2 separate regions of the Homo sapiens genome follow, and region 1 is linked to region 2. A link is a loop called in an ENCODE intact Hi-C map of the cell type or tissue named here. Cell type or tissue: Calu3. All regions are shown on one strand. Links, peaks and the distances in the headings refer to the core of each region. The heading gives the core; the rest is flanking DNA.

The links. A loop is a pair of places that touch in the nucleus more often than their neighbours do. Peaks named below come from ENCODE experiments on the same cell type or tissue, not always from the same donor. Only the 100,000 strongest peaks of a DNase experiment are listed, where the experiment ranks them.
Region 1: it touches region 2 in a loop (5-fold over the local background); 6 of 110 quality-filtered maps call a loop at or near these places.

What each region holds. Positions count from the first base shown.
Region 1 is chr1:165,640,142-165,651,113 of GRCh38, forward strand. MGST3 (microsomal glutathione S-transferase 3) reads left to right here. Exons shown (of 6, transcript NM_004528.4): 2 at 9,700-9,823; 3 at 10,873-10,946. The coding sequence starts at 9,707. Among named protein-coding and RNA genes, the nearest start is that of MGST3, 14 kb to the left of the region's middle. RefSeq lists an enhancer at 10,273-10,972. In Calu3, for the core only: no CTCF peak of the experiment used is centred there; a DNase peak (open chromatin) is centred at 6,030.
Region 2 is chr1:165,387,391-165,398,362 of GRCh38, forward strand. No RefSeq gene overlaps it. Among named protein-coding and RNA genes, the nearest start is that of LMX1A, 36 kb to the left of the region's middle. RefSeq lists a silencer at 5,676-5,725 and an enhancer at 5,836-6,045. In Calu3, for the core only: a CTCF peak has its summit at 5,678 (motif pointing right); a DNase peak (open chromatin) is centred at 5,751.

The DNA of each region.
Region 1 (10,972 bases), core at 1,044-9,043, 250 kb after region 2:
TGACCATGAAGTGAGATCTGGTAACCCAATGGTGGTCACAGGATAGAGACTCTGAAGATACTGAGCTGGCTTACACACTTGCTTTGTTGTCTCGAACCTCTGTTAAAGCTGAAAGAAGAAGTCAGTCTTCTGCTGGGCACACTGTTAGTGTGTAATTGTGAAGAGCTTAGCTGGAGCTTGCTCTTCACAACAGTCTCTGATCTCATCAGCCCCATTCTGTTTTCAGGGGTGGTACAGAAGGAGCACCTCAGGAGCCTCCAAAGATAGTAGTAGAATATAACCACCAAGACAAGACTGTGACTGTGGTTTTGAATCAGATAGAATCACCACCTCCTGCAAATTTTGTTTTTGCTCAGAACAGTGGTTCTTAAAATGTGGTCCTTGACCAACATCATCAGCATTACCTAGGAACTAGTTAGATATGATAATACTCAGGCCCCACCTAACATGACTGAACCAGAAACTCTGGGACTGAGGTATGTTTTAACAAACTCTCCAGGTGATTTTAATGCCACCAAAGTTTGAGAACCACTGATCTAGGATATAGAACAGCAGCATTCTACTGAGTTTCTGTCTTCATGCAAGTTGCTATAAAAAATATAAGCAAGGAGACACGCTCTCTGTCCTCAAAGAGCACATAGTCCATCTAGAGAGGTATACTATATTCAATGCCACACAAAGGAGGCCTTCCCAGCCGGGATCCTGATGCAACAGCCCTGCCCAGTCTCTATGCCATTGCCGTGTGTTTTCCCCAGAAGAGTTCCCATTCTTGGCCAGGTGCCTGTAATCCTAGCACTCTGGGAGGCTGAGGCAGGTGGATCACCTGAGGTCAGGAGTTCGAGACCAGCCTGGCCTACGTGGTGAAACCCCGTCTCTACTAAAAATACAAAAATGAGCCTGGTGTGATGGTGGGCACCTATAATCCCTGCTACTCGGGAGGCTGAGGAAGGAGAATCACTTGAACCCAGGGGGCGGAGGTTGCAGTGAGCCTAGATCGTGCCACTTCACTCTAGCCTGGGGGGAAGAGCAAAACTTTGTCTCAAAACAAAAAAAGAGTTCCCACTCCCTGAAGCTGTTTTTTGTTTGCATGTTTGTTGTCAGTCTCCTGTCATCATTCGAAGGTCAGGGCCTTGAGGGCAGGACCCTTTCTTGTTCACTGCTGCATCCCCACCCCTCAGCAGTTCCTGGCATAGACAGCAAGTGCTTTATATATTCTGGTTGAATAAATGAATTAAGTGTTCTTTGATTCATTATGCTGTCTACGGTAGGAAACTCTATTTTGCAATCTAATTAGACCAGCCTTTTGCCAAATTTGAATTATTTTAAACAAAATCAGAACTATTGTGTAAGAGCATACAACTGATTTGTAGAAAAACCAGTATATCCTCATTTAGGAACTGTTGCATATGTGGACAGACATGTACAGTTACCAGTATTTATTTCTTCATATTTGGACCAACATTTATTGTTTATACCAGGTACATATCTAGTTTATCTAATTTAATTCTTCAAACCACACTGTGATATAAATGGGTAGTATTTTCCCTGTTTTGTAGAGAAATTAGATACATCCTAAAGCTTGCAGGGGCTATGTATGAATACAGGTCTGTCTGACTCCTCAATTCCTGCTATCTCTAGTCTTGTAGATTTCCCACAGGAAAAGATGAATCATAAAACAGTATTGAAGTCCACTAGGAGTAAAAACATTTAGGATCTCTACCCTTAAATAAGTGACAAAAACTTTCTAATTTAAAAAAATAGATAATTCAAATTTCTTTTAAACCTTTAATGTTCTCTTGACTGATCTATTTTGACTTAAGACTGCCAACAAACAGTTAACTAGGAGCAGCTACCTCTGCAATTGCTAATAAGGAAAGTAAGAATAGAAACTCTTTCATCCTATTTCTGTCTTTCCCTACCCATTTATTTTGTTTTTGTTTTATTGTGTTATACCTAGTTTGTGATTATTGCTAGGAAGGGAAAAATCTGGAATTGGGTACTTGTTTACTTATTTGCCTGTGTCCCCTGCTAGAAAATGAGTTTCATAAAGAACCAACCTCTGGCTGTTCCCTGTTCGTCTCCAGCACTAGCCCAGTGAGTGGCACATAGTGGGCACTCAGTAAGCCTGAATAAGTAAATGAATGCACGATCACCCTCATGCAGTGCTGAGCAGTGTCTGGCTGCAGCAAGAGTTTGAATGACTGCAGCTTCCGGATGTCCATAGTCAGTGCTAAAATCCTGCTTCCTTCTGGCTGCTTCTGCCTTTCACATGATAGCATATATTTTAACATGGCTGGCTGCTGAGAGTTCAGAAAAGGAAGAGGATATATGTGGTTCTAAACTTTGCTATTTTAAAATGGCAGTTATAAATTCTAAAATGTATATTCATTATCATTTAGCCAAACATCCCCGTTGAGTCAGGTCAAGGACAGTTAACCAAACATTAGCATATGTAACGTAACATAATATATAACATTTACTGAGTCCTTCCTATGTGTCAGGCATCATGATGAATGTTTATAGACAGTATGTCCATCTAATCCTCTCAACAACCTTCCAAGGTTATATTAGTATCTCCATTTAACAAGTGAGGAAACTGAGGTGCTGAAAGGTGTTAAGTAATATTCCCAAGGACACTCAACTAGGAAATATGAGAACCAGGTTCTGAATGCAGACAATTTGATTCCAAAACTGCATTCAACTGCAAAGCTGTCTCGTGAACTGCACTTAGCAGATAAGTGGTGGTACTCAAGCCAGAAGTCAGGTCTGATCTTTCGGTTCCATCATTCCATACTGCCTGTTCCTCTGTCTTCTCAATGAATAATGATTGTCAAGCCACTCTAAGTTTTTTTAGATATGTATTTGCTCATTTTGGAAATTACAGAAAATTACAAAGAAAAATCTATAATCTAGCCATCTAGAAATAACTATGCTTATGATTTTAATACTTTCTTAATTTTTTTCTATTATTAAGAAAACCAAGATTATTCTACATATACTTTTATTTTCTTTTTTCCCCACTCAACCTGCTGTATATTGAGCCTGTTTTAACCTCTTTAATATTTGTACACACCATTTTTAACAGTTGTATAATGTTCTATTTAACGGGTATATTATTTATTTAACTGGCCCTCTATTATTGGACATATGTAGTATTTCTGGTTTTGCCATCATAAATATTGCTGAAGTAAATATCTTTGAACCAAATTTGTTTGCATTTCTGATTGTTACCTCAGGATAGATTTCTAGTAGGATTAATGAGCCAAAGAATATTAATATTAAAAAGAATATTACTGGCCAGGTGCTGTGGCTCATGCTTGTATTCCCAGCATTTTGGGAGGCTGAGATGGGAGGATCACTAGAGCCCAGGAGTTCGAGACCAGCCTAAGAAACATAGGAAGATCCTATCTCTTAAAAAAAAAAAAAAGAAAAAATATACATAGGCTGGGCGTGATGGCTAACACCTGTAATCCCAGTACTTTGAGAGGCTGAGGCAGCCGTATCAGTTGAGGCCAGGAGTTTGAGACCAGCCTGGCCAACATGGCAAAACCCCCATCTCTACTAAAAAATAAAAAAATTAGCCGGGTGTTGTGGCGGGCGCCTGTGATCCCAGCTATTTGGGAGGATGAGGCATGAGAATTGATTGAATCTGGGAGGCAGAGGTTGCAGTTAGCTGAGATTGTGCCACTGCAGTCCAGCCTGGGCGACAGAGCGAGACTGTCTCAAAATAAATAAAATAAAATAAAAAAATTTTAAAAATACAGAAATTAGCTGGGCATGTCAATGTGTGCCTGCAGCCCCAGCTACTTGGGAGGCTGAGTTGGGAGGATCACCTGAGCCCAGAAGGTCAAGGCTGCAGTGAGCTGTGATAGCACCACCATACTCCAGCCTTGGCAACAGAGACCCTGTGTTAAAAAAAAAAAAAAAAAATTACCTATTGCCAGGCTGTCCTCTAGATGGTTCTATCTTATACTTCCCTCAACAGTGTAGAAGAGGGAAAACTAGGTACTTTTAACTACAGTTATGTGTTCACTCATGATGGAGATATGTTCTGAGAAATGTGTTAGGTGATTTTGTCATTGTGAGAATATCGTACAGTGTACTTACACAAACCTAGACAGTATAACCTACTACACACCCAGGCTATATAGTCTAGCCTATTGCTTCTAGGCTGCAAACATGTACAGCATGTTACTGTACTGAATACCATAGGCAATTGTAACATAGTGGTATGTATTTGTGTGTCTAAAGATATCTAAAAACTTAGAAAAGATCCAGTAACAATATGGTATAAAAGACAAAAAATGGTACACCTGTAGAAGGCACTTACCATGAATGGAGCCTGCAGGACTGGAAGTTGCTCTGGATGAGTCAGTGAGTGAGTGGTGAGTGTGAAGGCCTAGGGCATTTCTGTACACTGCTGCAGACCTTACGTACACTGTATACTTAGGCTACACTACATTCATTTTTTAATATTTTATCTTCAATAATAAGTTAAACTAGATTACTGAAGCTTTTTTACTATAATTTTTAAACTTTTGAATCTTTTGTGACAATACTTAGCTTAAAACACTAATACATTGTAACTGCATAAAAATTGTTTCTTTGTTTTTTGTTTTCTTTTGTTTTTTTCTTGAGACAGAGTCTTGCTGGGTCTCCCAGCCTGGAGTGCAGTGGTGCAATCTCGGCTCACTGCAACCTCCACCTCCCGGATTCAAGCAGTTCTCCTGCCTCAGCCTCCCGAGCAGCTGGGATTACAGGCACTCATCACCTCGCCCAGCTAATTTTTTTATATTTTTAGTAGAAACAGGGTTTCACCATGTTGGCCAGGCTGGTTTTGAACTCCTGACCTCAAGTGATCTGCTTGCCCTGGCGTCCCAAAGTGCTGGGATTACAGGTGTGAGCCACCATGCCCGGCCAAAAATTGTTTCTTCATATCCTTATTCTATAAGATTTTTTTTTCTATGTTTTAAATACTTTTTTTATTTTTAAAGAAGCAACACCATTCAGTTCAGAACACCCATACTGACTTTGAGCTGATGGCCTTTGTAGGTTTCTAACTGGAAGTGAAATTTTTTCTATTTTTAAAACTTTCTTTTTATTTCATAGTTACTTTTTAAGCTTTTTTTGTTAAAAATTAAGACACAAACACACACCTTATCCTAGGCCTATACAGGGTCAGGATCATCAGTATCCGTCTTCTGCCTCCACATCTTGCCCCAGTGGAAGGTCACATGGACACACCTGCCATGTGTGGAGCTGTCCTCTCCTATGGTAACAAGGCCTTCTGGAATACCTCAGGGAGGACCTGCTTGCACCTGTTTTACAGTTAACATTTTTTTTTAATAAGTAGAAGGAATACACTATAATGCTAAAAAGTATAGTATAGTAACTACATAAACCAGTAACTGTCACTTATGATCATTATCAAGTGTTATGTGCTGTACATAATTATACATGCTATACTTTTATATGACTGGCAGCGCAGTAGGTTTGTTTACACCAGCATCACCACAAACATGTGGATGATACAGTGTACTACGATGTTACAATGGCACAGTGGCTATGATGTCACTAAGCAATAGGAATGTTTCAGCTCCATTACAGTCTTATGGGGCCATTGTTAAATATGCAGTCCATCACTGAAACGCATGGCTGCATGTGGTAGAAGGTTTCAATTCATAAATATTAATTTATACTGCTGGTTTATGACTAACCCAGGAAACTGCATAATGATTAACAAATGCTACGATATAACCAAGTGAATTGCAAAGTCATCTACACCTGTATTAAAGTTCAGCTCAGAAAGGACTGTTTGGACTGTGTGTATCTAGCACTACGTAGAAGAGAAAGTCAAGGGCAAAGTTCCCACTCTCAAGAACTTTATCTTGTTGGGTTCATGAAAGGGTTTCTGGTGACACAGAGTAGGTATATAATCAGCAAAATGTGGTCTGCGGTTCAAATGAGTGCTCATGCCAGAGATTGGTTGGGTGCCAGCTATCAGTTCTTCCACCCTGTCCCTGGAAGCTATCTGCTACCTCTGGGGCTGGCACAACCCAGGGTGTGGCTGCGACTGCCTAGGGTGTGGCCACTGTGAACTGAGCTGCATCCCCTTCCTGGTGCACACCCGCACACACAAAAGTCACTCTCTAAGGAGTGGGAATATCTATCTCTTCGCCTTGGAATCTTCAGAAAATAATGATGTAGCAAATGATAGTTTTTTTGAATGTTGATTTAATTAAGCTGATTCTTTCTTTGAAAGAGAAGATTTAATGATTTTTCACTCCCTATTGCATTTATGTTTTCCACAACTACGACAAGAGTTTTCTCTGTGTTCTGAATTCTTCTTTCTTAAGATTTCTCTTTCTGGATTAGTCATAAACCAGTCTTTCTTAAATACATTCAGTTTCTTCCCTGGTTTCAATAGATATTGAGGGAAGAAACGGAAACCTGAATTGGTTAGATGCATACTTTATACCAGACACTGTGCCAGATGATAGAGATTATTTCAGGTGTGTATTCAGGGGACGGGGTGCGTGGTGGTGGTCATTCTGAAAGACACCTGCAGTTGCAGCTCAAATCATTTATTCCGTAAGTATCTATGAGCGTGCACACTGTGCTTGACATGGAAGATGCCAGACAAACGTGGTCCTGCTCTGTTTTAAGTGAAGGTTGTTATGGTGTATAAAGCAGGACACCTCACTTGGTAGGAGTGCAAGGAGGTATCAGGGAGGGCTGTTCTGCTGCCCTTCTCGCAGGCAGCTTTTCAGGCATTGCTCCTGCACCTATGCAGACGTGTCCATGGCTCGTGCGGGGGACCCTCAGGGAGAACAGTCACGCTGCTGCCCCAGGCACTTGCACTGTCCCTATGACTGAGTATGCATCCTCTGCAAACCACTGCTGTAGCATCAGACTCTGGGTACCCTTACTGTGAATTCACTGCCTTTCCAAGGTCCTAACTGTTGCTGGCTCTGCTTGTCATCATCCAGATTCATAACGCCATACATACCTTAACAAAGTGTGAGGAGAGTAACTTTCACTAGGGTGCAAATGCCCATCAAGTTTAACCTCACAGATTGCATTTATACTTTAAAAGAGGAGCTCAGTAGTAAATATTAATTTGTAATTATAGATTCTAACTGTGGATTGTAGAGCAGTTGCTTTGCTGTGACAGGCATCTATGCAAGAGGCACTTCTCTTATCTTGCCATCTACCTACCCTAGCCTCTTAAAATTAAGAAAAATAGAAGTCAGTGACTAAGCCACCAAATTTGAATGTGTTACCTGGGCTAGCTGGAGTGTTTTGGGGGAGAATTCTAAAACCTGCTCTGGTCTTAGCTCTGCCCTCATTTACTGAGCCTCTATTTCCTTTTCTATAAAGTGGAGCTAATAGGAGTTTTGTGAAGAGTAAAAGTGAGCTGAAAAGTGCTGGGCTGACACAAGGTAGCCCTGCACATAGCCAGGGAGCCCAGCATCCTGTCCAAAGATTAGAGTCTGAAAGCTCACTCTACTGATTTGCAAACTTTAACCTAAAGCAAATATGCTTAATTTTATTGTCCTTACATTTATTGCTTCTGAGAGACACCTTTTTTTTTTTTTAAGGCAAGGTCTTGCTCTGTTGCCCCATGCTGCAGTGAGGTGGTGCAATCATAGCTCACTACAGCCTCAGCCTCCTGGGCTCAGGTGATCCTCCCACTTCAGCCTCCTGAGTAGACATGAGAGTCTCCCTGTGTGGCCCAGGCTGCCTGGCCTCAAGTGTTCCTTCCACCTTGGCCTCCCAAATTGTTGGGACTGTAGGTGTGAGCCACCATGCTTAGGTGGCAGCTTTATTTTAAATGACCTGTTTGCCCCAGATGTGTTGAATTTAAGGATAGGCTGGAGGTTCAGTCATTTTTATTTATTTTCAAAGAGGTGTTCAGAATTCACACTCTGTTTTTCTTTTAATAACTACTGTGGCTTCCTCCTCATGCTGACTTTCTACACTTGGGAAGAGAATGTGGGCAAGGAAGCTTGGAGGGAAGCCAGAGACTCCTTGCTCTCTGCAGCTGCACAGACAGGCCAGGATCTGCTGACCTGTGGAACCAGCCCGCTGCAGTGTGTGCCCCCCAGCCCCCGGAGGGGCAGCGGGCATGCCTCAGAGAGCAGCTCAGAGTGAAGACGGTAGAAGGGGAAAACTGATGAGAATTATTGTGAATCATGGTGGGGAGGAGGGGTTTTAAGAAGTTAGGCCTGTTAGGCTGGGTGCGGTGGCTCACACCTGTAATCCCAGCACTTTGGGAGGCCGAGGTGGGTGGATCATCTGAGCTCAGGAGTTCAAGAATAGCCTGGCCAACATGGCAAAACCTCGTTTCTACTAAAAATACAAAAATTAGCTGGGTGTGGTGGTGCGCATCTGTAATCCCAGCTACTTGGGAGGCTGAGGCAGGAGAATCACTTGAACCCGGGAGATGGAGGTTGCAGTGAGCCGAGATCGTGCCACTGCACTCCAGCCCGGGCGACAAGAGTGAAACTCCATCTCAAAAAAAAAAAAGCAGTTAGGCCTATTTTGCTGTGCTAAGAGAAACTTACTTTTAATGAACTGAGCTGCATGCCTATCCCAAATTCTGTTTTAAGGAAGATGCTCTGACCACAGTGTCAGTTTGGCTCTAAAGTTTCAAGGGATACTGAAAGGGAATATTGGAACCAAATGAATCTGAATGGGAATCCCAGGTCTGTCACTGTCTGTTTTAGACCTTGGAAACATTACTTAACCTCTTTTGAAAATAAGGATTTACCATCTTGTTGGTTGGTTTGTTAGGATGATTAGATACATTCCAGATCAGGGTAACTCTCCTAGGTTAAAAGCAGGGACTGAAGCCAGGCAATTACCAGGGATGGAAATTTTAAAGCTGACGGCAGAACACACACCAGAGCTGCTGGCTCGTGGAAGCCTTTGAAGTGATGATTTGATGGGCAATCTGAGTTCCTCAGGAGCTGCCCAAAGCCTCATAGGCTCAGGAGCCATGCTCTGCTTTCAGAGTACTCAACCTGGGCCTTCCCCTACCTGTGTGAGATGTCTGCTGCTGCACCCGCACGTGCCCCAGGATCGAAGGGAGGCCTCAGAGTCCTGCCCTCACAGTGTCCCCCATGTCTGAAGGCAAAAAACTTGGAATCACTGTGCATATACTATTTTGGATGCTCGCTTTCTTGCTTTCTCACTTTCTTGCTTTCTCTCTCTCTCTCTCTCCCTCTCCTCCCTCCCCACTCCCTCTCTCTCCCTCTCCATCCCTCTCCCCACCATGTCCTGCTCCTCTCACTCCCTCCCTCCCCCTCCCTATGTAATGTATACTTTAGCATTTTACCATGTTAAATATTTTTTCAATAATGTGATTTTTGTTGGCTATATTATTCTACAGCAACGACTACTGCAGTGGTGTAGATAAATCTCATAATGTTGATCAGAATCTCCCAGGCACAAAAGAGAAAAAAAGATACATGACTGTATACTTTTCTGTGTATAGACTGCATAGTTGAGTAATTTTTAAATTATTTTATATGGTACTGTCTTTGATGACTTCTCAGAAACATCAGATTGATTCATACCTTTTTTTGGTCTCTATTTACTCATTTGCCAGTAATAAAGCATCTTGCTCCCTAAGGCTTCACACCATGAAATAGCCACAGTGCTGGGGGCCGTCCCAACGTGTTCTTTCTTCCACAGACGCAAGATGGCTGTCCTCTCTAAGGAATATGGTTTTGTGCTTCTAACTGGTGCTGCCAGCTTTATAATGGTGGCCCACCTAGCCATCAATGTTTCCAAGGCCCGCAAGAAGTACAAAGTGGAGGTAAGTGGGAACACAAGCTGGTGCCCTTGTAGGCTTGTCTGGGGGCCACAGGCTTAGCCAAGAACTTATTTTCAGCCATGGAGGGAGAGGCAAGGAGCTAGTTGTGAGAAGTGGCAGTTTCAGGACTGTGTTAGCGATTCTGCTTCTTCATGGTAGGAAAGAGGCAAGAAATACAGGGCCCTGCTAGGGAGTAGTTTCCATCTTGTTTGACTTTGTCTCTTCGGTAGAAAGACCAGGAATGCTGGGATTCCAATAGTACACTTCTGCTTGGAGCTATTTGCTAGGAAGAGAGTTACTGTATTTTCCACAGAGGGTTAAATAGCAATATTGTTTCATGGTGTGCCACTTTAAAAATGATGTCTTATGGTGATTTTCCTGTTTTCCAAGTAGAAAAGAGGTATGTGGTGTTGAGATTAGCCTGGACTTAGACATAGGAAGGTGGTCTATTAAACACTTCCTTTAGTTTTAGGTGATCTAGAAGGGATAATTACCAAAGTTGTCCCTGGTGAGTGGTTTTAAATGTCTGTTTCTGTTTAGCAACTTAATAATTAAACTCCCTTACTAGAGCTTCTTTTAAGTTTTTATATTTAGTTTCTTCTTTTTTTTCCCTTCCAGTGGACACTTCCATTAAGATTCTCACACACTCAATTTCTGTTCTTCTATTAAGGGAAATCTTAAAAGGATGTGGTATTTGATGACTCTTAGGAAGGCTCTATTTCCCTACAGTATCTTTGTAATGCATCTGAAATCCACCATTGATGCTTAACGTCAATGAAAAGCACGGAGTTTGGCGCAAAGCTGCCTCTTTCCCTTGTGCAACTACAGCGCAGACATACATTCTTATTCCTGGATATTTAATAGAAACATTGACTCTGCTTCTGAGAATTGAGACCCTTGTCACCATAAATATTTAAGCAGAAATTGAATGGTCATCTATCAAGGGTGTGAAAGAAGATACTTTGGAATATATTGTTTTTAAGGTTCATTTTAACTTTCAACACTGAATGCTCCTCTTGACCATCTGATCAGTATGTGCTTTGTTGTGACAGTATCCTATCATGTACAGCACGGACCCTGAAAATGGGCACATCTTCAACTGCATTCAGCGAGCCCACCAGAACACGTGAGTGTCGGCCCTGCCGGGCACCA
Region 2 (10,972 bases), core at 1,720-9,719:
AAAATTTTTCTACTCTTAAGTCCAGCTCTGTTCCATGCTGTAGGAAAATTTTCTACTTCCACGTATGCCTTTTGTTCTTTCTTCTACCATTTGCTACAGCAGTGTTAGTGCCTGAACGATTACAGTCTCTCTCTCTCTATTTCTTTCTCTGTGTGTGTGTGTGTGTGTGTGTGTCCTCTCCATATGTTCTGTGTTATCACACCCATTGTAAGATGGAAAGACAAAGGCCCTGAAAAATCACTGAGTAGAAAAGGACACTCCAAAAAATGTTTCTCTGTCTCCAGGAAGCCTGTGTCTAAGTCATGGACAATAGCTGGGTGTTTTCCAGCTTTTAAATCTCTTCAAGGAAATTGGAACATGACTGATCCCATCCTGGACCAAATTTCAAAAGACATTTTTGCAGACAAATTAGCTTCCTAGTTGTGTCACCTGAATTACTACTAAACCACACTGTCTCCTTCCATTGACCACATGGCCCCAAATAAGAGATTTTGCCCTCCCGTCATTACTGAAAAATTTTCAACTTTTCTTCCAATTCATTCCTCATATAGGACTTATTTATATTAGACATTTGACAATGCAATTTTAAAGGAGAAGTACAAATCACTATTAAAATGTATATGACATATTTATTGATTTTTGTTCAATTGTTAAGAAGTTTGTAACTTTTTTTTCCTTTTTTCTTCTGTGAAGTGGCACTCTGAAAGCCAGCTGATAGGCTTCTGAGTCAGCGTTGCTGTTTCTAATTATTGAATATCTAGAAGCAGCTCCAGACAACTGCTCAGCATTACGTTCCCACCAGCCAAACCTGAGAGACAGAATTCTTGGTTACAAAATGCTGGAGTTAAGGGTTGAAAGACAACTTCCATTATAACCTCCTGTTTTCACTCACTTAAAATTGCCCAAAAATTGTCCTCTTGCTCCAAATCATTTCATGCTCTGTTTCCACCCCAAGGATGAAATTGCTTGGAAAGTTTGAACAAAAGTGGTTTAGCCAGTTTGGATTCAGGCAATTTGGGGGAGAATATCCTTTTTCAACTGAAAAACAAATAATGTGTATCTCTGGCTATGGACAACCCCAAAGCAGCTGTCACCTTATAGCATCGGTTCTCTTGTGTGGGTGGTCAGCTTTATCCAAGAAAGGAAGTGTCTGTGGATACAGTGGAAATCCAGAATCTCAAAGAAGAAATCAGAAGCAATGATGGTATGGATTTGTGCTTTCTGTTCTACAATTTGGTTGCCGATGGGGAAGGAGGGCAGGAGGAGAAGGACTTATATTATCTGCAGAATAAAGACTGTCCTCTTTTCCTAGAATTAACTGTTTTGTTTGCAATAGAATACAGTGGCTAAAAGTATGGGATTTAAATTAAGGCATTCATGGATTCGAGTTTGGATTCTGCCCATGACTAGCTATGTGACACAATTAGTAATAAAACCTCCCTAAGCGTTGATATCCTCTCCATTAAAATGGGGATCATGATAGTAGCCACTTCATAGAAGTGCACTGAGGATAAAATAAGGCAATACATATGAAATGCTTGGCCCAATGTCTGGAGTACCATGTGCAGGCAATGTAGGTTGCCTGGTAGTAGAGCAATGGTAGTAATAGAGAAATACACAGACATGGCTGCATGTTGAATCTGTCAGTTGTGTTGACATCTAGGTTTTTGCCTTTCTGGATCCATTCCCAATTCTGGTGAGCACACCTCAGTTTTCATTTTTGGAAACCACTCCTTCCCAGGTTCAGCCCATGTGATTCAGATGTTGCTATCCCTCCCACCATTCTCACAGGTGTATCTGGGACCTAATTCCAACAAAGTAGAGCTTGTGAATATCTGCTCCGGGATTTCTGCTGGAACGTGGGCAAAGAGAAGATCTCTCCTCCTTTGGCTAGGGTCACTGGCCCACAAGAATGCCAACTTAGAGTTCCTGGAAGTCACTTTTTGTCAAGCTTACCAAGAATGACTCTAACAGAGAGAAATACAGACCCCAGAGATAGCAAGAGTCCTGAAGGCATTATCCGAGTGCCTGGGCCCTCTGTACCTGCAGCTGGTCCTGTCCTAAGACTTTCAGTTTTGTGAGACTTTTTTCTTAAACCAGATTGAATTGGACCTGTATTATTTCCATTAGTCCTCTTCAAAAAAGAAGCTCAAGGCTAAAAGCATCCAGCAGTGAGGCAGAACTCTTCATGATGTTTGGAAAACATGTATTTTTTCTGCTTCTACTTTGCTGGCAGCTTTGGACAAGTCCCTTTGCCCTCTGGGTCTCTAGGACCTCTACAGTGAGATCAGGCAGAAGTAAGAAGGGGCCGCTGAAGTTGCAACATCCTGAGCATCTATGATTTGGAGGAAATAGTGTATAGGGGAATCACAGTCTATACTTAGGTTTTTGGTGACAAAGGAGAAATTAAGAGTTTGTGGTTAAAAGTTAGAGTCTGTCTCACTTTAGAGATTAATTTTGACTTTCAGCTTTACTACTTGTTGTGGGACCATGGGCAAGTGACTCGGCCTCTCTGAGACTCCTCTTCAATTGTAATATAAAGATACTAAGATTAGCTAGAGAAAGGAACTTTCTACTCTTCCTAATCTCACATACTCATTTTAGCCCAAAGATGAAGGGCTCCTGCTTTTCTACTGGACATAAAAGTCCTTGATGAAATCCTTTGGCTTCCCTGTCCGCACTGTCACTTGCTCCTCTTCATAGGAGAGAGGTAACTAGTCAGATTGGTGAGATTAAGAAAAGCAGCCATTTGTTCAGCCATGTTTCTGCCTTGGGCAAGGTGGAGGGGTAAAATCTTGACCTGTTGCCTGGACCTGCATGTGTTGAAGTTCAGTGAGCCACATGCTTCCAGGACCCATGGGATGAATCCCTGAACAGGGGCACTCTCACCACAGAAGGTCCCCATTCTTCAGCTTCTCCACCTGGGAAAGCATAGGTAAGTCAGGTCAGCCCTGCACTGTGGACTTGGACATCTGTAATTCAGGAAGGGAAGAGGGTAGAAAAGCCTGTCATGTTCTCCATTCAAGATCGGTCTCTTACAAAGCAAATACTTTGATCCCCACCTGGCTCCTTGAGTCTGTTGTTAGGTTAATGAGAAAATGATTCTGGGACCTTTGGACGAAGGAGATTCCTCCAACAAGACCCCAAAATTGCAAACCATAAAGTGAGAAACGGATGGATTTGACCACACCAAAATTAAAGATTCTGCTGGAGTGAACAGATGGTATTAGATTGGGAGAAACTACTTGTAACATTTCTGTTATAAAACAGCAGAAATTTCTCATAGTTCTGGAGACTGGGAAGTCCAAGATCAAAGGACTAGCAAGTCTGGTTTCTGATAAGGGCCCACTTCCTGGCTCATAGATGGCCAACTTCTGATTGTGTCCTCATGTGGTGGAAGGACCAAGGGATCTCTCTTGAGTCTCTTTTATAAGGGCACTAATCCCATTCTCTGCCCCCATGATCACCTATCAAAAGCCCCACCTCACCCATTGCCTTAGGGGTTAAGATTTCAACATTTGAAATGGGGAGGAGGGACATAAACATTCAGTCCATTGCAATATATAGTAAGCACTTGCCCCTTCTAGGCCAGGCCTAAATTGTAATTCTTTTAAGATAAGCAATAGAACACACATAAGAAATCTGAATGGCTAATAAGGAAAGAGAAGATCCCAACCTTTCTAGTAATAAGAGAAAGACAAATCAGAGAAAGACTTTGTATGAAGCACACTGACAAAATTAGAAATTTGAACTATAACAAATGCTAAGAAGGATGTGTGGAAATGAGACCCTTATGCACTGGTGGGAGTATATACTATATATATATATAGGTGCAAATGTTTGGAAAACAGTAGGAAAGTACAGTGAAACTGGGTATGTGGATACTCTGCAATTAGGCAATTCCTACTCCTGGGTATACACCCCAGAGACACTCCCATACAGGTAAGCAAGGAGACGTATGCAAGAATGCCTGTCATGGTAAAGAGCTGTCAGCCATCTACGTGTTTACTGAAACACTGTGCAGCAATTAAAAGGAACTGGCCAGAGTTACACAGAGCATCGCTGATGGATGGCAAAGCACAGTAATGAGAGAAACAAAGAAGAATGGATAAAATGAAACTGATACCAAAAAAGTCATTCGTATACAGTTTTAAAACAACAAAATAATACCATATAATTTCCATGGATGTCATGTATAGAAATAAACCTTTGGAAGGTGGATTTTCAAGGACCCACTAGAAAAAAAATAGGAACTTGGAATCTTTGGGGAAGATTTGGATCTGAGATAGCAGATGACAGGAGAAGAATAAACAAAAGAGGTAAATTGGATGGTCTGTTTTGCCATCAACTGAGATAGATAAACTCAATTCTGCTCACCTGGGATTAGAAACCATCTTTATAAATCTATATATATATATTTTTTGAAACAGGGTCTCACTCTGTCACCCAGAATGGAGTGCAATGGAGCAATCACGGCTCACTGCAGCCTTGACCTCCTGGGCTCAAGAGATCCTCTCACCTCAACCTCCCGAGTAGCTGAGAATACAGGTGTGCACCACCATACCTGGCTAATTTTGTTTTTTGTATTTTTTGTAGAGATGGGGTATTGCTATCTTGCCCAGGCTTATAAATCTATCCTTTAACAGCACACTAAACCCATAGCAGGTGTTCAACTCATAATTATTTAATAATTTTTTAATCTGTGTGTTTTATCCTTCAGATCCTGGGCTTTCTAAGGAATAGGACTTTTTCAGCGTTCTCTCTGAAACCAGTGCCCAGAGCTTAGGGTGAGCTCCTGCTTTCATGTAAGGTAATGAAGTAGAATGTCAATCTATCTCTAAAAGACATTATTGATTTGATGAGGTAGAAGGAACTTTAGAGATTATCTGGTTAGAATCTTTGATTTTACGGAAGAGAAAGCTGAAGGCCTGAGAGGTTTAGAGACATGCCTAGGTCAGACAACTCACCTGCCCTCTAACTCCCTGTCCCCTGCTCCTTCCACTGGGCCACCTGCCATCAGCATTGCTCCTCCTAAGGGCATTGCAACTTCAGCTTGCTGTGAACACCCACATCTGGCTCTGCAAATTTGGGAAGGGCTGATCTGGCACTTTTGTACTCTGCATGACAACCAGGAAAAGAACAACAGAAAATTTCCCTAAAACATCTCCCCATTAAAAGCTCGCATTTAGCCATTCTCAAATATCTCAAATTCTACCTGTGGGAAAGAGGTCTGACTGTCATGTTGCTGTGGGAACAATATTGTTGTACAGAGTGGTCACCCGCTTTGAAGAACCAGTCCTGATGTGGCATTAGCCTTCGGCTTTGTATGTGATGCCGGTGAATTGGCAGTTACATACCTGTGTCCCCTTTAGCTAGTGGGGTGGCTGACAGGTGAGGAGGAGGTTGTTCTTTCCCAGCCTGAACCTGACTCCTTTTCATGCATTCTCTATGGGATGCTCCAACCATTCCCCCTTGAGATTCCTCTTCTAAGCCCATTTCCCGAGTCTGAAGTAAACACTCCATTGAGTGAGTATCTGGCTAAGGGCACCCTTTCCTCTGAGTCTATTTGAAGTTCATTTCTCAAACTACTCTTTTTGTTTTCAATTTTTAAAGTCCCTTCCCTCTCAGTCCTCCTGGAAGCGGCTTTCTCCGGGATGTGATGCCCCTGAGCGGACAGCAGAGGGCGCCCATGCCTAACAATCTTCCCGCACAAAGTGTGCAGCCGGGAGGGGCAGGTTGCAAGAGTCCCTCGCAGCTGCACAACCCAAGATGCCTCCCCTGGGGAGGCTGGGCGGGGCCAGTTCCTCTGTGGTCTGTGGTCTGTGGTCTGTGGTCAGAGATGGTTGTGTGCGCCAGCACTGTCACGGGAGACATTTCCATGGAGTTTTCTGTAGAGGAGGGTGAAAGCTGCTCTTCCTGGCTGGGAAAGAGTTTGGGTCTCCAGTTCTCTTCATAAACTAACAAACCTCTTATTCAAATCTGCCTTCCCTGCCTGCCTTCGGAGAAAAGGGGTTTGTGCCTTCCATTCCACTCCGCACTTAGCCCCTCCCAGTAACTCCTTAATTAATCGTGTAGCTGCCGCCCCAAGCTTTCTCCTAGTGGAAAGGCATTGTTGATTTATTGCCTGAAGCCTTGAGATCGTTTGGCTCCAAGACCCAGTTCTTCCAGAGCCTGAGTCAGTTTTTTTGAGTTACAGAAGTGGTGGCAAATTTTCATTCATAGAGGGTAGATTTGGTTTTTAAAAATGATCAAATGCCATTCAGCTCCAAATCTCTTGAGCAATGTAGGAAATAAAGCTGAGAATATGAATGTGCCAGCCTGGGCCCTGGTGTATGCTGGGTTCCGGATTGATGGGCATGTTACATGAACCTGGACCAGGAGATATGTTATAGTTGTTGTTATTTAATAAGTCTTTACTATAGAATCATGAGATCATGTATCTTAGGTGGCCTTAAACCAGCTCTGAAGACAAATGTAAAAGGGAACTATCCAAGGAAAATATCACTGTAGTAAAACTCCTGAAGGAGATGTTAGCTAAATGTTGGTTTGTTTATCCAAGTTCCACATTTATTAAAAAACACCATCCCTTATTATTTTATGTTTGTTCTTCATATATACCAATCCCTCAACCTACAAATATTTCATGGGCACAGAATATAAAAAGTTCACTGAGGGCCGGGCATGGTGGCACACACCTGTAATCCCAGCTACTCGGGAGGCTGAGGCAGGAGAATTGCTTGAACCCAGGAGACGGAGGTAGCAGTGAGCCGAGATTGCACCATTGCACTCCAACCTCGGCTGAGACTCCATCTCAAAAAAAAAAAAAAAAAAAAGTTCACAAGGATATAGGCCCAAAGGTCTTGAAGTTGAGTGGCACTGGCTCTGCATCTGCCATGAGAGTAGCTGAGTTCCCCAGGCTACCACCGTGTGTGTCCCAAGACAAGCCATTGAATCTCTAGAGTCTCAGTTTCTCATCTTTAACATGGAGACCTCAACAGCTCCCCTGCCCAGTGAAACCCCATCTTTACTGAAAATACAAAAATTAGCGGGCATGGTGGCACACACCTGTAATCCCAGCTACTTAGGAGACTGAGGCAGGAAAATTGCTTGAACCCAGGAGGTGGAGGTAGCAGTGAGCTGAGATCGTGCCACTGCACTCCAGCCTGGGCTACACAGTAAGACTCCATCTCAAAAAAAAAAAAATCACTGAGGATATAGGCCCAGAGGTCTTGGAGTTGAGTGGCACTGGCTCTGCATCTGCCGTGAGAGTAGTTGAGTTCCTCATGCTACCACCATGTGTGTCCCAAGACAAGTCATTGAATCTCTAGAGTCTCAGTTTCTCATCTTTAACATGGAGTCCTCAACAGCTCCCCTGCCTTCTTCTCCAAGGCCAGATTACCACCACAGATCTTCGTGTGTGCTTTGTGAACTTCAAAGTGCTGTAGGTGTATTGTTGCTTAGGATACCTTGATCCTTGTGCTTTCTGCTTTTTTCCATTGTAAGTTCCCTGAACGCAAAGAACATGCCTCAAGTTCTTGGGCCATTGCCCACTGTGCCCATGAAGGGTAACTTGGCAGTCAATGGAGACCTCATACCTTATCTTAACATCCTACCCAGGACAGGTTTTCTGGCTCAGGGCTCCAGTGGGGAGGCTCCTGGGCTTGCTATGGGAACACACCACTTTCAGTGGGCTGCCGTGTACTGGGAATGAAACCAGAGGTGCCAATTGCACTAACATGTGTTGAATGCCAACTTTGGGCTGGGCACTCCATTCAAAGATGTTGTGGATATGCAGTTGAATCAGACATGATCTCCTGCTCTCAAGGAGTTTACAAGTAAAGTTGATAGCGTATACAACGAGTCAATAATGCAACGTGCAGTGCTGAATGGGTTCCCAGTGGAGACACAGAATAATGATAATGTTACAAAGATGGAGAGATCAGGAGGAGCTTCACAGAGATGTGGCCTTTGAACTGGTCTTAAAGGATGAGTAGGACTCAGGTAGCTACAGCTGGTGAAGGAGTCATGCCAGGCAGAGAGGAATGTCTGAGCAAAGACGTAGACAGCAGGTCATTTGAGAAATAGCTAAATCAGCTGGAGGTGTGTGTGATGTACAGAAGGAGAGAGCTGGGAACTTTTTCTTTGGGGCCTAGCCATGGACAGCCTTAATTGCCCTGATAAAAAGCTGGGGCTTATCTCAGAGGCAGAACTAAATCATAACAGCTGATGCTTTGGGCAGATGGACTCAGACAAGCCATGTAGGCTATTCCAGAGGCAGAAGTGAAAATGATGTTGCTAAGTCTGAGAGACTGGTAACCAAAGAAGGCAAAGTCAAGCTGGTGCATGCCTGGGGCCTGGGTTTTTACAAGTGCAGCTGGTATTGCAAAGCCTCTACAGTCAATGAAATGCAAACAGAAAAGCTTTATGCTTTTCCAGCCAGTCTTCAAACCAACTCTCTGCTGTTCCCACTCCTTGCCTATTAACAGTACTTCAGGCAAAGCCCAGAATATCTCATTTCAGTAGTTATAAAGTCTGGTCTTAACCAAACTTAGTGGTCAATTCTTTCTCTCTGCCTCTACCTTCTTCCCCCTCCTTCCTTTTTTGGGTCTTCCTTCACTCTCTACCAGGGAATTGGGCCCTGGAGAAAGGATGAGAAGAGAGAGAAGTGCTCTTAAGTACGTGGTGCTGTTGATGCCTTCCATGTGGCAAGTATCAACAGGTGGGTCTTCTTAGTGCACATGGTGAGCTTTCAGGAGGCCCCATGGGGAACTCTGTGCTGCGAGCTAATAGGTATGGGCAGCGAATGCTCTGCTTGACCCCTTAGTTCCTGCCCACAGCAGTTCAACCCACAGCCTCCTACTGCGGGAGTCCCCTTGCCTTGAGAGGCCACTCTGTTGGTTTGGTACCTTCGGGATATTCTAAACACAACTTTTTTCCAGGGAATTCACTTGGCCCACAGAAAATGCCATATCCTGGACAAACGAAGTACAGGGAGGGGAGCGGTGGGATACAGTGCTCTCCCTTTCCTTCCCCACTTACACCCTCACAATGGGCCCCTGTCCTCAGAGGTCTCTATCAAGAAGAGACATCCATCTCGATGCTCACGGTAGCTCAGGCCCCTCCCAGCTCTCCCTCCCCACCCTCTGTGGCAAGGTGGGGCAGTGGGTTTCTGCTGCTAGGCAAGCATCAGCCAGGATGCCAGGTGCCAGCCTCCCCATTGTGTAGGTACCCACGCCCACTCAATAAGTGGCTCTTTTCTGCCCCCTTCATTTGCCACGGGAATGGGGATCCCTCCCTCTCGCTGTATACCCTGAAGGGGTAGGGTAAAGCCATGACTCTACTCCCCAAATACTCCTTATTCTACGGACTTCTCTCCTTAAATTCCAATCTTCTATGAACATTGGCTCAAGAAGAGGAATAAGTCACAGAACCAGCTCATCTACCTTCATAAGTCCTTAGAACATGAGGGGACCTCATGGCCTCACCTTGGGGCTTTAGCCAAAATTCCAAAACGACAGGAAGATACTCTTTGGTATTTTATTCCATTAGTGACACTTTGTAGCAGAGTTTCACCATCTCAGTACTTGTGACATTTTGGGCCAGATAATTCTTTGCTGTGGGGCCATCCTGTGCATTATAGATGCTTAGCAGCATCCCCAGCCTCCATCTAGCAGAACTCCCCTTGTCATGACCATCAAAAGTGTCTTCAGATATTGCCAAATGTCCCTGGGGGTGGGGAGGGACACGCTTGTTCCCTGGTGAGACTTTTTTTTTTTTTTTTTTTAGACCAAGTTTTACTCTTGTCACCCAGGCTGTAGTGCAATGGCGTGATCTCAGCTAACTGCAACCTCTGCCTCAAGCGATTCTCCTGCCTCAGCCTCCCAAATAGCTGGGATTACAGGTGCCTGCCACCACGCCCAGCTAATTTTTGTATTTTTAGAAGAGACGGGGTTTCACCATGTTGGCCAGGTTGGTCTTGAACTCCTGACCTCAGGTGGTCCGCCCGCCTCTGCCTCCCAAAGTGCCGGGATTACAGGTGTGAGCCATCATGCCTGGCCTGAGACTGCTTAATAGACTAAAGGAAGGCATTGAAAGTTTTTGAACAAGAAAGCAGTATAAAATTATAAACAAATATTTGGTTGATTTCACTAAAGGATATGAAAAAAATGGCCAAGGCCAAGAAATACTTACTGTGCAAATGACATCTTTTTCACAGTCTTTAATAGTGTACAAAGTACTGTCATTAAATTATCTCCCTTAACTTTCACACCAACCATGTGAGGAAGGGTGGGCCCACACTGCACGGGTGAGTTGTCAGCGTGGAGGATGGGGGCTAAGGTGCGGAGAGCTCTCAGGTTAGGTAGGGTGTGGAGAAGGAGTTAGGTGTAGGGCGGGGCTTTTCCATGGAGTCTGGACTTTCTTTCCAGAGCAGGAATCCTGTAGAAGATATTTGGATGAATAATAATAATAATAATGGTGTACTAAAATTAACTGAGAGCTCACTACGTGCTGGACATAGCCCTGTGTATGGTTCGTAGATCATCTCATCTGCTTCTCTCAACAGGCCCCTGTGGATAGGTACTATTATTTTTCACAGTTTACAAGGTAGAGAACTAAGGTCTAAAAGGTTAAATCACTTTCCCAGGGTTATTCAGTGATCAGATGGGATTTTAATTGAGGCCGGCTGGGCTGACTCCGAGCCTGTGTTTGTAACCATGGCCCCTTCCTGCTTGCATTTCCTCCAATCTGACTCATAGGCAGGCTCCACAGTCATCAGAGCCCTGCACTCGCTTGGTCCCTGCAGCTCACCCAGGCTTTCCTGTTATCAGCACTGTTTGTTAGCAAAATGGGTTGGTTCATTGCCATTTGCCTGCTGAAAAGCGTTAAACCAAAACTAGAAACTAGAAATTGTTTGTCCCTTTTACAGTATGTTGGATGATCCAAGGCAGGCTGTGGAATAGAATGTTCTGGC